2 separate regions of the Homo sapiens genome follow, and region 2 is linked to region 1. A link is an interaction called in ENCODE POLR2A ChIA-PET data of the cell type or tissue named here. Cell type or tissue: endothelial cell of umbilical vein. All regions are shown on one strand. Links, peaks and the distances in the headings refer to the core of each region. The heading gives the core; the rest is flanking DNA. Region 1 has its middle 150 kb from the start of LINC02694. Region 2 has its middle 18 kb from the start of LINC02694.

What was found. Peaks named below come from ENCODE experiments on the same cell type or tissue, not always from the same donor. Only the 100,000 strongest peaks of a DNase experiment are listed, where the experiment ranks them.
Region 2: POLR2A ChIA-PET joins it to region 1 with 6 read pairs; 2 of 35 experiments call an interaction of 5 or more read pairs at or near these places.

The regions. Positions count from the first base shown.
Region 1 is chr15:38,841,977-38,847,358 of GRCh38, forward strand. No RefSeq gene overlaps it. Among named protein-coding and RNA genes, the nearest start is that of LINC02694, 150 kb to the left of the region's middle. In endothelial cell of umbilical vein, for the core only: no CTCF peak of the experiment used is centred there; DNase peaks (open chromatin) are centred at 1,125 and 2,405; H3K27ac peaks cover 4,178 bases.
Region 2 is chr15:38,711,458-38,716,839 of GRCh38, forward strand. No RefSeq gene overlaps it. Among named protein-coding and RNA genes, the nearest start is that of LINC02694, 18 kb to the left of the region's middle. In endothelial cell of umbilical vein, for the core only: no CTCF peak of the experiment used is centred there; a DNase peak (open chromatin) is centred at 3,004.

The DNA of each region.
Region 1 (5,382 bases), core at 200-5,199:
GAGAAGGGGAAGAATGATTTATTGAAATTACTGGTTTACCCATCTGTGGCCTCCTTCAGAGCTTAAGTCATGTCAGGAGAGATTCTGTATGTATTGCATTATTGTATCCCCAGAACCTAGTGCAGTGCATGGAACATTTATCAGTGTCTGTTGAACAGAACAAAGCTGCTGAATGATCGTTCAAAAGTCTGAGGTCTTGTCAATGAGTACCATAGAAGCTGGCTATTTGTAGCCCCTGCTGCAAGGGAGGAGGAACTCCTGTCATTTCTTTAGTTCCTGTAACCCTCTTAGATTTCCTTTATTCATATTGTCGTTTTCTCTCTCCATTCTTACTACACTGGATTTCTCAGAAGAGCTTCCAAGACTCTTCCACAATTACTGTGGGACAACAGTAAATAGTCTGCAATTTTCAAGGGCTCAGTATCTTTTAGTCCTAAAAATGGCTGTATGTTGACCTTTTGCCACCCAGCTGTGGTGTGATGGAAACTGGGGGGCCCAATCTGAGAGTGAAGTGCCTTGTAATCCTGGATTTCAAGAATGAGCCTGAATTTATTTTCCTGTCAGCTCATGATGGTGACTTGTTTCTGAAATTCTTTGCACTAGTAATAGACTGAGCATTCTTAGGACTGCACAAAGAGAACTTTGAAAAGTCCTTTAATTTGTCTTAAGTTGACATAGCTGTTTATTTTCTATTTAGTTCTATCTATTCTTTTTTAATATTGAAAGAGAAATTTATTTTTAATACAATTAAAAGCTTAAAAATATAAAGTAAGAAATGTCTTATTTCTAGCCTGCTTTCAGCTAACAGTTAATAAGTTTATTTTGGCTCATGCTCAAATAAAATACACAACTTGTGGCTACCATCCTTGTCCTAACCCTCTTTGCAGCCTTGAAGATAGCTTCCCTCATCAAGAAAAATCATCCCCATTATTTAAGCACTTTACCTAACCCTATTGAGCTTTTTTGTCTTAGTCCCTAAACTAAATGTTTAAAAAGTAGGTTAAATTTCAAAACTGACCACAGGTCAAGTTGAGAATGAGATGCAAAGTTGAGCATATGTCTCTAAAGTCCTAAATAACTTTCCAACTTGGTCTTTCAGGCTGGTAGGAGGGATTCTGGGTTGAAGCCATGGACTGGTACAAACATTTCTGGAGGAATATACACCATGACTTGCACATTTTGGAATAACAACAATCATGTTTTTCCAATAGCATATAATCTCAAATTCTTCTCTCCAGGAGGGAAAAAAGCATAAGCCATACCATCTGGCAGTGGCTAGATTAGTTTCACATTGGAAAACTGTTGTAGAGGGTAGCTGGGTGTCTCTAAAGCGATGGAACCACAATAAAGATTCAAGAAACAAAATAATAATTGCAATTAAAAATGAAACACTGCCAAATTCTTGAGTTGCCGTCTAGGGTTTTAGTGGTTTGGTTATTTGTATCTTCATTACTTCTACACTCTGGATACAGAGATTCCAGGGATTAGCGGGTGGCAATAAAGTTTCATTGTAGCACAGTGAGAAATGCAAACAGCATTACAATTTGTGAGGCAGAACAAAACCAAGCTCTTTTTAATTCATGTTAGCATAGAAGCAATGTAACCAAAAAATACAGAAATAGTCTTGTGTTTGGAAAAGGATGGTAGTGGGATGCATTGTTTTGTGTCATGGATTGATTTGGGACATGCACTTAATCTTTTTTTTTTTTTTTTTTTTTTTTTTGAGATGGAGTCTCTCTCTGTCTCCAGGCTGGAGTATAGTGGCATGATCTCAGCTCACTGCAATCTCTGCCTCCCGGGTTCAAGAGATTCTCCTGCCTCAGCCTCCTGAGTAGCTGGGATTATAGGCACATGCCACCACACCCAGCTAATTTTTGTATTTGTAGTAGAGATAGGGTTTCACCACGTTGGCCGGGATGGTTTCGATATCCTGACCTCGTGATCTGCTCGCCTTGGCTTCCCAAAGCGTTGGGATTACAGGTGTGAGCCATTATGCCCAGTCATACTTACTCTTACTGTGTCTATTTTGAACCTCTTACAAAGTTTCTGTCTGTAGGAGATTTATTGTCACTAATACTTTATGGAATTGGCTCTTATATTGGTGTATATTGCTTGATTTTTTCTACGTTTTAAATAATCTAAGAAGGAGACACTGAAAGCAAGCTTTTCCGTTTCAGTTTTTAGTTTTGCCACTGAGTGCATTGCCTTAATACAATTGTGTTAACTTGTGAGTTCATTCTGTTTCACTTACCCTTTGCAATGAGGAAGTAAAATAGGGATATATAAATAACTCAAAACTTAATTACTTATGTTAGGATGGAAAATATATGATTTAACACACACATCAGGGGAAAAACAAGGTTCAAGTAATAAATATGTTCATGATTAACGACCAGAGGAAATTCCATTGCAGGCACATCCAGGCTCACTCACACACAAGGCATGCCACTGATAATCCTGCACATCCTTCCCCCTCCATCTCTGCCTCAGCCTCCATTCAAATGCACATTCCTCCAAACAGAGTATACACACAGACACAGGATAAAATTGGTAAAGAAAGCTCATGTCAGTTAAATGCCAGATTTTGATGAGAAAGCTTATTAATTGGATAAGCTACGAATCTCTAAGGCAGATTACTGTAAATGGGGAGGGGTGAGGATGTTGTTAGAATTGAAACTTAGAGCCTCACAAAACATGATTTGTGAGGTATCTTTCCCATAGTGATTTATTTTTGGGAACAAAATGTCATTTGTATAAAATATATTGTTGGCAATTGATATAGTCATTTAATTTTATGACAGTGTATTTTAGGAATAAATGCATTCCCCAAAGGGGCATTGGCATAGAATTAGCAATAGAAATGATGTCACTGCTATAAGGAAATCCAAAGTGGCTAAGATTCCAGAGAGTCCTGCAGAGGTCTATAGCCTATGGATTATTAAACACTGCTGCCTGATAAGGGGTGAGAACAAAAAGAACAAAAGCAAATGTACATGATTTAGAAATTCCGAAACATGGTTTGAGCAACTGGAAATAGAAACCAAAAGCTTTCTCAAATATGTTTTAAGTAAACTATCAGCCTACAAAAGAATACTTTTTTAACTTTGACCAGCAATGTAAAACTTTCAAAATATGCATAAAAATCTTAAATACATACTCAGTTTATACAGAAAAATAGGCCTGGCGTGGTGGCTCATGCCTGTAACCCCAGCACTTTGGGAAGCTGAGGTAGGAGGGCTGCTTGAGCCCAGGAGTTTGAGACCAGCCTGGGCAGCATGGTGAGACCCTATCTCTACAAAAAATTTAAAAATTAGCCAGGCATGATGGCATAAGCCTGTAGTCCCAGGTACTCCCAAAAATCAATAATAAGACTTGGGCAGCTCAAGAGGAAATTCTAAAGAAAGGGGATCTGATAATTAAATCATGAGATGTATCCTGGACCTCCTGGCATTAACCTTCTGGGAGGCAGCAGGAAGGAGATAATCTCAGCCAATGTCTCTATTCTGCAAAAAAAATGGAGCCCAGAGAAGCTAAAATGGTTTGGGTAGAACTCTACAGTAGTTCACTCTGATTGATATGGGCTTCCTATGTTTGATTCAGTTGTAGGAATCCTATCAATGAAAATTAGTTTTGGCAGGAGCCTGCTCTGTCAGCTGTGACCCACTATTGCCTTCTACTACACTATAATTACATGCCCACTCAAAAGGTATTAGGACCTCCACAGATACCAAAGTGTACTGAAAGTAAATTGAAAACGAATGGGAAACAAAATGCAGTTTAAAAAGCTTCACAAAATCAGCAACCTTAAACAGAAAAAATTACCATTTTGCCCCAGATAAAATCTCAGGATGCCATCAAAGGCAATCCTTTGAGTATTTCAGGGTCTCAAATTGTATTAGTGGGAAGGAGGCAAAACAATTCTATTTGGACTTGAACTGAACCAAAGTTTAATTTGAGATAAATTCCATAATTTACCTAGGAATCAGTGTCTTTTTTTTTCTTTTCTTTTCTTTCTTTTTCTTTCTTTCTTTCTTTTTTTTTTGTTTTTTTGTTTTTTTGTTTTTTTGAGGCAGGGTCTTGCGCTGTTACTCAGGCTGGAATGCAGTGAAGCAATCATGGCTCACTGAAGCCTTAACCTCCAAGGCTTAGGCGATTCTCCCACCTTGGCATCCTGAGTGGCTGGGAGTACAGGCACATGCCACCACCCCTGGCTAATTTTTCATCTTTTGTAGAGACAGGGTCTCGCCATGTTGCCCAGCCTGGCCTCAATATTCCTGGGCTGAAGCAATCCTCCCACCTTGGCTTCCCAAAGTGCTGGGATTACAGGTGTGAGCCATCGTGCCCAGCCTATTTACAATATTATTAAAGTTATAGCTTTGAAAGAGTTGAAAAGTGTTTTCACCATCTAATTCTACCCGTGCTCCTTGTGAACAAAAGTTCTGTTTTGGGTCCTGTATGTGACAGAAGATAAACACTAAGTGCATCAGCAGGGGGTGGAAGAAGTGAATTCCATGAACACTCACCCTAGCTGCAACAGAAAACCATCTATTCTCATCTTTTTTCAGCTCTATAAAAAGAAGGAAGACTGTTTCACAGTCGTGGATGAGTAGCTGATAACAGCTTTCATAAAATATGCATACACAATTACCTCAAAGAACCAGTCTCTTGTTCCAAACATTTCAACAGCAAAAGACCTTCCTGTAGCCAGCCATTTAGAAAGTGAAATGTTGCCTAGAAAATAATTATTGGAATCAATAAACAATTAAAATTAGGGGTGGAAAAAAGCAAGAAAAAGCCATCGTCAGTGTGTGTAAGAGTACAAAGTACTGGATTTCCAAGCTGACTTATATAATTGTCCCAGGTTTTCAAGAAGGATTCAGTGTATACTGGTGGCAGATTTTTTTTTTTTTTTTTTTTTTTTTTTTTGAGACGGAGACTCACTCTTATTGCCCAGGCTGGAGTGCAGTGGCGCGACCTTGGCTCACTGCAAGCTCCGCCTACTGGGTTCACACCATTCTCCTGCCTCAGCCTCCTGAGTAGCTGGGACTACAGGCGCCCACCACTACGCCTGGCTAATTTTTTGTATTTTTTAATAGAGACGGGGTTTCTCTGTGTTAGCCAGGATGGTCTTGATCTCCTGACCTCGTGATCCGCCCACCTCGGCCTCCCAAAGTGCTGGGATTACAGGCGTGAGCCACTGTACCCGGCGGCAGCTTTATTCTTACTAGGCCAAATCAAACTTGGGGTCTGGGAATCACAGCAAAATACTATGAGCATTATCATGCAGCTATCTGCCCTGGAAAAGAGGAGCCCCCTCTGTGATGATCAAAGACTGTGGGTCAGATAGGATTGCCTGTAAGGGTGATTTCCACCTCAATGGCT
Region 2 (5,382 bases), core at 232-5,231, 130 kb before region 1:
AAGAGCAGTATCTTAGTATGGATGTATCTTTGGAAACCAAGTGTTCCAAGCCTCACATTGTACAGATGAGACAGCAGAGATTCAGGATGGGGAGGAAACTTTCTCACTATCAATGGCAGGAGGGTCAGTCATCACTTGCTCCTTTGTACCGTGCAGTCTCTGTGCTTATCTGAGCACAAACATGAAATCGTTGTAGTAGGAAGTAAAGAAGCTCTGCTAGAACTCAGTATAATAGGTACGGTACCAGTTTGCTGGACGTATTGAATAAGGAGAAAATAGAGAAACTATTATTAAAAGGATACATACATACAAAATGGGGTACATACTGTGGCCTTGGCTATTGGCAGGGAGACAAAGGAGATCATCATTGAAGATACATTGAGGAAGAAGTTGATAGGACCCAATATAGAGCCCAGAGAAGAGGAAAATAGTTCATTGCAAGTTTCGAATTTTGCGTTCTTGCAGAATATTATTGTAGGGGGGTGGGCAGGGAAGGAGGTGAAATTCTAAGCTTGAATCAAAATGTTTGAAAACTGACTTGGTGATAGACAACTGGAAATAGCCATTCATTTATTCAGCGGATATTTATCGAATGCAAACTATAAACTATTGTGCGAGGTGCTGGGGATATACTGGTAAACAAGCCAGATGTGCTTGGACCATAACCTCCTAGAGCTTTCATTCTGGTGTGTCCTGATGGGGAAATAAGGCCTTCCATGAGAGGCACACCTGGAGCAATGGCTGTGCCATGCTTGGCAGTGACCTCTCACAGACAGCAAGTAGACAGTGCCCTGCAGAGGGCTGAAGGAAGAGCCGTGGACCCCCAGTCATTGCAGAAAGATGCTATCATTTATGAACAGGTTATGTGTTTTAGACAAACTGTCCTAAGAATTTTTAAACCATCCTTCCATTTCTTTATATTTAAATCCATTGTTTGAGCTCATCCCTGCCACAGAATTCTGACAAGTGAATAGAGTAGATGATTAAACAGGCTGTCAATGGTGCAAATATGTCCACCAACCCAAGATAAAAGATGACAGCCTCTAATGATACTTTAAAAATTCTCCTGGCCCACTGAAGGGGCACTGGCACTTTTTGTTTAATTTACCAGGATTCTTCAAGCTATTCCCTAGCTCTACTAGGTGATATTAAGTGCTAAACCCTTTCTCCCTCTCTTTTATTCACCTGAGCTTTAACCCAAACTTGGACTGGGCTTTAGGGAGATTAGGAAATTTTGATGAATGAGATGCCTAAAAGACATAAGACAAAGTCTCCTGAGGATGATTATTTATTTAGAGACTGGGTCTCACTTTGTCGATATGCAGTGGCATAATCACGTTTTACTACAGCTTTGACCTCCTGGGTTCCAGTGATCCTCCTACCTCTGCCTCCCTAGTAGCTGGGACTATTGGCATGCACCACCATGCCCTGCTAATTTTTTAGTTTTTTTGTAGTGACAGGTCCCGCTATTTTGCTCAGGTTGGTCTTGAACTCCTGGGCTCAAGTGATTCTCCCACCTCGGTCTCCCAAAGTATGCCACCACTCCCGGCCTATTCTCCTGATGAAATAGCACAAATAGTTGTCCAGGTTAAGGAAAAATCTTACTAAATGGCAATAATGCTAAAATTAGCATTGATTTACATTTTCAAGGCTTGTTAAGCACTTTATTATATGATAATGATTTATTTTGTTAAAACATTTTAGAAAACTCGCAAACGATCACAAGGTAGATCTTAATAGGTATGAGATAAATTACCAAAAGTGAATCTATACCAAAGCAAAGAGAAATTGTCTTAATGACCAAAGTTCTAAAGTCTTTTCCAGAAATGTCTTCCAGGGTGGGATTGCATTGAGAAGACCCACAGATGTTCACCCTTCGAAAGACTGACTCTACCTCTGGAGAAATTTTAACACTCCTTCAGGGAGGGAAGGAGCTATTTGCGATGCCCTGATTTGCTCTGCCAACTTCCCATTCTTCTCCTTCCCATGTGATTGGATGTGTGTGCTATCTTTCCCTTGTCTGTGGCTATGCTTGGTTCCCTGGCATTTCCTCCTCCCTTTATTACCTGGACATTTGTCTATCCTGCCTCTCATTTTTCTTTCCAGGAACACAAAGGGTCCCGGAATTTTTATATCTGCCGTGATCCGTTATGATTATATTTTAAAGCTTAACTCTCCAGATGGCATTACTTTATGGACGTTCATGTTGGAATAGGGGAAATTGTCTGTATGTCCTCCACGTCTAGACAACGATATTTCTGCCAGGAACGTCTGATAAGGTCATCTCCAGGTTCAGCAGATCGTTAAGTGGTGGCAGCGTGTCCCGATCTTTCCTGAGGTGCACTGCAAATAATTTCCTATGATTAACGTTATCTTAGTACCAATGCATGTGAATGTTAATTCTTGAAAAATCAGAGGATTGCAAGTTATTCCCATCACCAATAATACTCATTCCTTAATATTCCAATGCTTTCTGAAGTAGAAGAGAAAGCTGTGACGTTGCATCATTAAATCAAAATGGACATGACCCACAGTCAATCTGGGTACCTACGAGGCAGTGTATTTACATGTCTTTATTATTTTTCACGGTGGGAGGTAGCAACTGCATCATGGAAAATATGGAAAAAACTCAGTTTTTTTTGGAATAATAAATCCAGAAGCCAAGAGGTCCCCCAGCCCTTCTCCCTCATGAATATTGAGCTTACTTTGAATGACATAAAATTAAAAGGAAATTTCTTTTATAGTTTAGTTAAGGCAACGTGTATTGGCTCAACATGATTCATGATTAAATATATGGATCTAACTCCATCCAACACAGAGACCTGCCCAGCCATTTTGGCCCTGCCCACGAATGGGCAGTGCCTTCTCTCTCTGCCATCTTTGCTTCTCTCTCCTTGCTTTCCTGCTTGCTCTCCTTTCCTGCCTGCGTGCTTCACTGACTTACTCACCATATTCCATCGCTCCTCTCTCAACAGAGAGTCTGTCTTCCTACAGTGTGGGTGCCTGCCAGCAATAATGGAAACAGTGGAAAATTTTCTTGTGGTTGGAGATGAAGCCAACAGCAAAGGAAGCTCGTTCCTAGCTCTGCTCTCCTCCCCTGCAGACCCCCTTCTCTCAGCTCTGCATTCAGGCTGGGGACTGGGAGTACAGGACTTGTGGCCAGAAGATCCAAGAGATTTTTTGCTGGCTTTTGCTGCCTGAAGTGTGCTCTGAAACAGCAATCAAAAAGGCTTTCTGGAGGCCTGGAAGGATGGGAGGGCACCAAGCAAACACAGTTCTCCTTCAGAGAAAGCTGCTGGACACCAAAGAAGGGCCCCCAAGCTTCATGAGGTTACTGTTGCAGACCCCCTGCAAACACAGGGGCCCAGTGAAATAAATACCTCCATGCCCTGGGGGCCTATCTGGCCCTGTTAAAACTGTGCCCCTGCATGTTTGGGTTAGTTCATTAGAGAATTTCCAAGACTCTTGAAATGCTTGTGGGTAACCTGGAATTTCCTTAGAGACCTGGCTGCCGAGATCACTAACCAGCATCAGGGACCTATGCCTTCTGTGAGAGACAAAGACAGTTGTGTAGAAGTGGGTCATAGGAAATTTTTGGAAGTTATTCAGCCACAGATTCCTTTATAAAACACAAACACACCAACTATAAAAGTTCTAGAATGTGGCAGAGAAGACCTAAATCTCAATCAAGGCAGAGAGATGTATGCAGCTGTCCTTGTCTCTGCTAAAGGCCAGCTTTGTAATATATATTTATTGATACAGGCTCACACAACTAATGGGATAGACATCGACTGCCATTTTTAGTTCTCTCTCTTTTTTTTTTTTTTTTTTAAACAAATCTCTCACCCAGGCTGGAGTGTGGTGGCATGATCTTGGCTCACTGCAGCCTTAAGTTCCTGGACTCAGATTCTCCTGCCTCAGTCTCCTGAGTAGCTGGGACCACAGGCATGCACCACCACTCCTGGTTATTGGTTTTGTGTGTGTGTGTGTGTGTGTGTGTGTGTGTGTGTGTGTGTTTTTGTTTTGTTTTTTGTTTTTTGACAGTTTCGTTCTTGTTGCCCAGGCTAGAGTGCAATGATGCAATCTCAGCTCACCGCAACCTCTGCCTCCCACGTTCAAGTGATTGTCCTGCCTCAGCCTCCGGAGTAGCTGGGATTACAGGCATGCACCTCCATGCCCCACTAACTTTGTAGTTTTAGTAAAGATGGGGTTTCTCCATGTTGGCCAGGCTGGTCTCGAACTCCTGACCTCAGGTGATCATCCCCTCTTGGCCTCCCAAAGTGCTGGGATTACAGGCATGAGCTACCAAGCACGGCCTTTAGTTCTCTTTGATGTTGAAAGGCAAAGACCTGATGGGATTCATGAGGATCCTCAAGATCTTATGGCACAGAACAATGGTTAAACAGTAGATTTTCTGAATAGCGACTTAACTGACCTTTCCTAGCGATGTTAGGTTTAAGTTCCATCAGAGGAACTCTCAGGAATGGACACATGGGATCTTTTTTTGGGATGAAACGGGTCACTTTCAGCCTCATCTCAAGTACACCCTTGAGACCCTGGAAATACTTCGGGGGGCTACCCCATTCCTTAATTTTCTGTAGTATCAGTGAGAGGTAAAGCCAGCTGGATTTCCTGGGTTGAGTGGGGACTTGAAAAACTTTTCTGTCTTACAAGAGGATTGTAAAATGCACCAATCAGCACTCTGTAGCTAGTAAGAGGATTGTAAAACGCACCAGTCAGCACGAGTCTAAAAGTAGCCAATCGCAAGGAAGATTGAAAAAAGGGCCCTCTGACAGGACGGAAATGGAATATGGGAGGGGACAAATAAGGGAATAAAAGCAAGCCCCTGCAGCTAGCAGCAGCAACCCGCTCGGGTTTCCTTCCATGCTGTGGAAGCGTTGTTCTTTGGCTCTGGCTCTTAGCAATAAATCTTGCTGCTGCTCATTCTTAGGGTCCATGCCACCTTTAAGAGCTGTAACACTGTGAAGGTGAGGCTTCATTCTTGAGGTCAGCAAGACCACGAACCCACTGGAAGGAACGAACTCCGGACACATTAGCATGTTCCTTTCTTGTATAGAACATTATTTTGTCATTTTTGATTCACTTGACAAATATTTACTAAACATGTGCCTGATCCTTTATTAAGTAGTGAGGAAATATGGTGAGCAAGACAGACCCAGGTCCCTGCCCCTCACAATTATAAAGTCACCATAAAGAAGGACAGGCGGTCCCTTTGATGCTGCATCTGTGGGCATAGGCTCTGGAGCCGGGGCCATGTTGCTTTTCTTGCCTCTCTCTCTCCCCATCATTGTGACTTCTGCAGTGGCTGAATCAAAGGTAATGAACTAATAACATGTCTCCATTTTTCTAATTGTTTTCCAA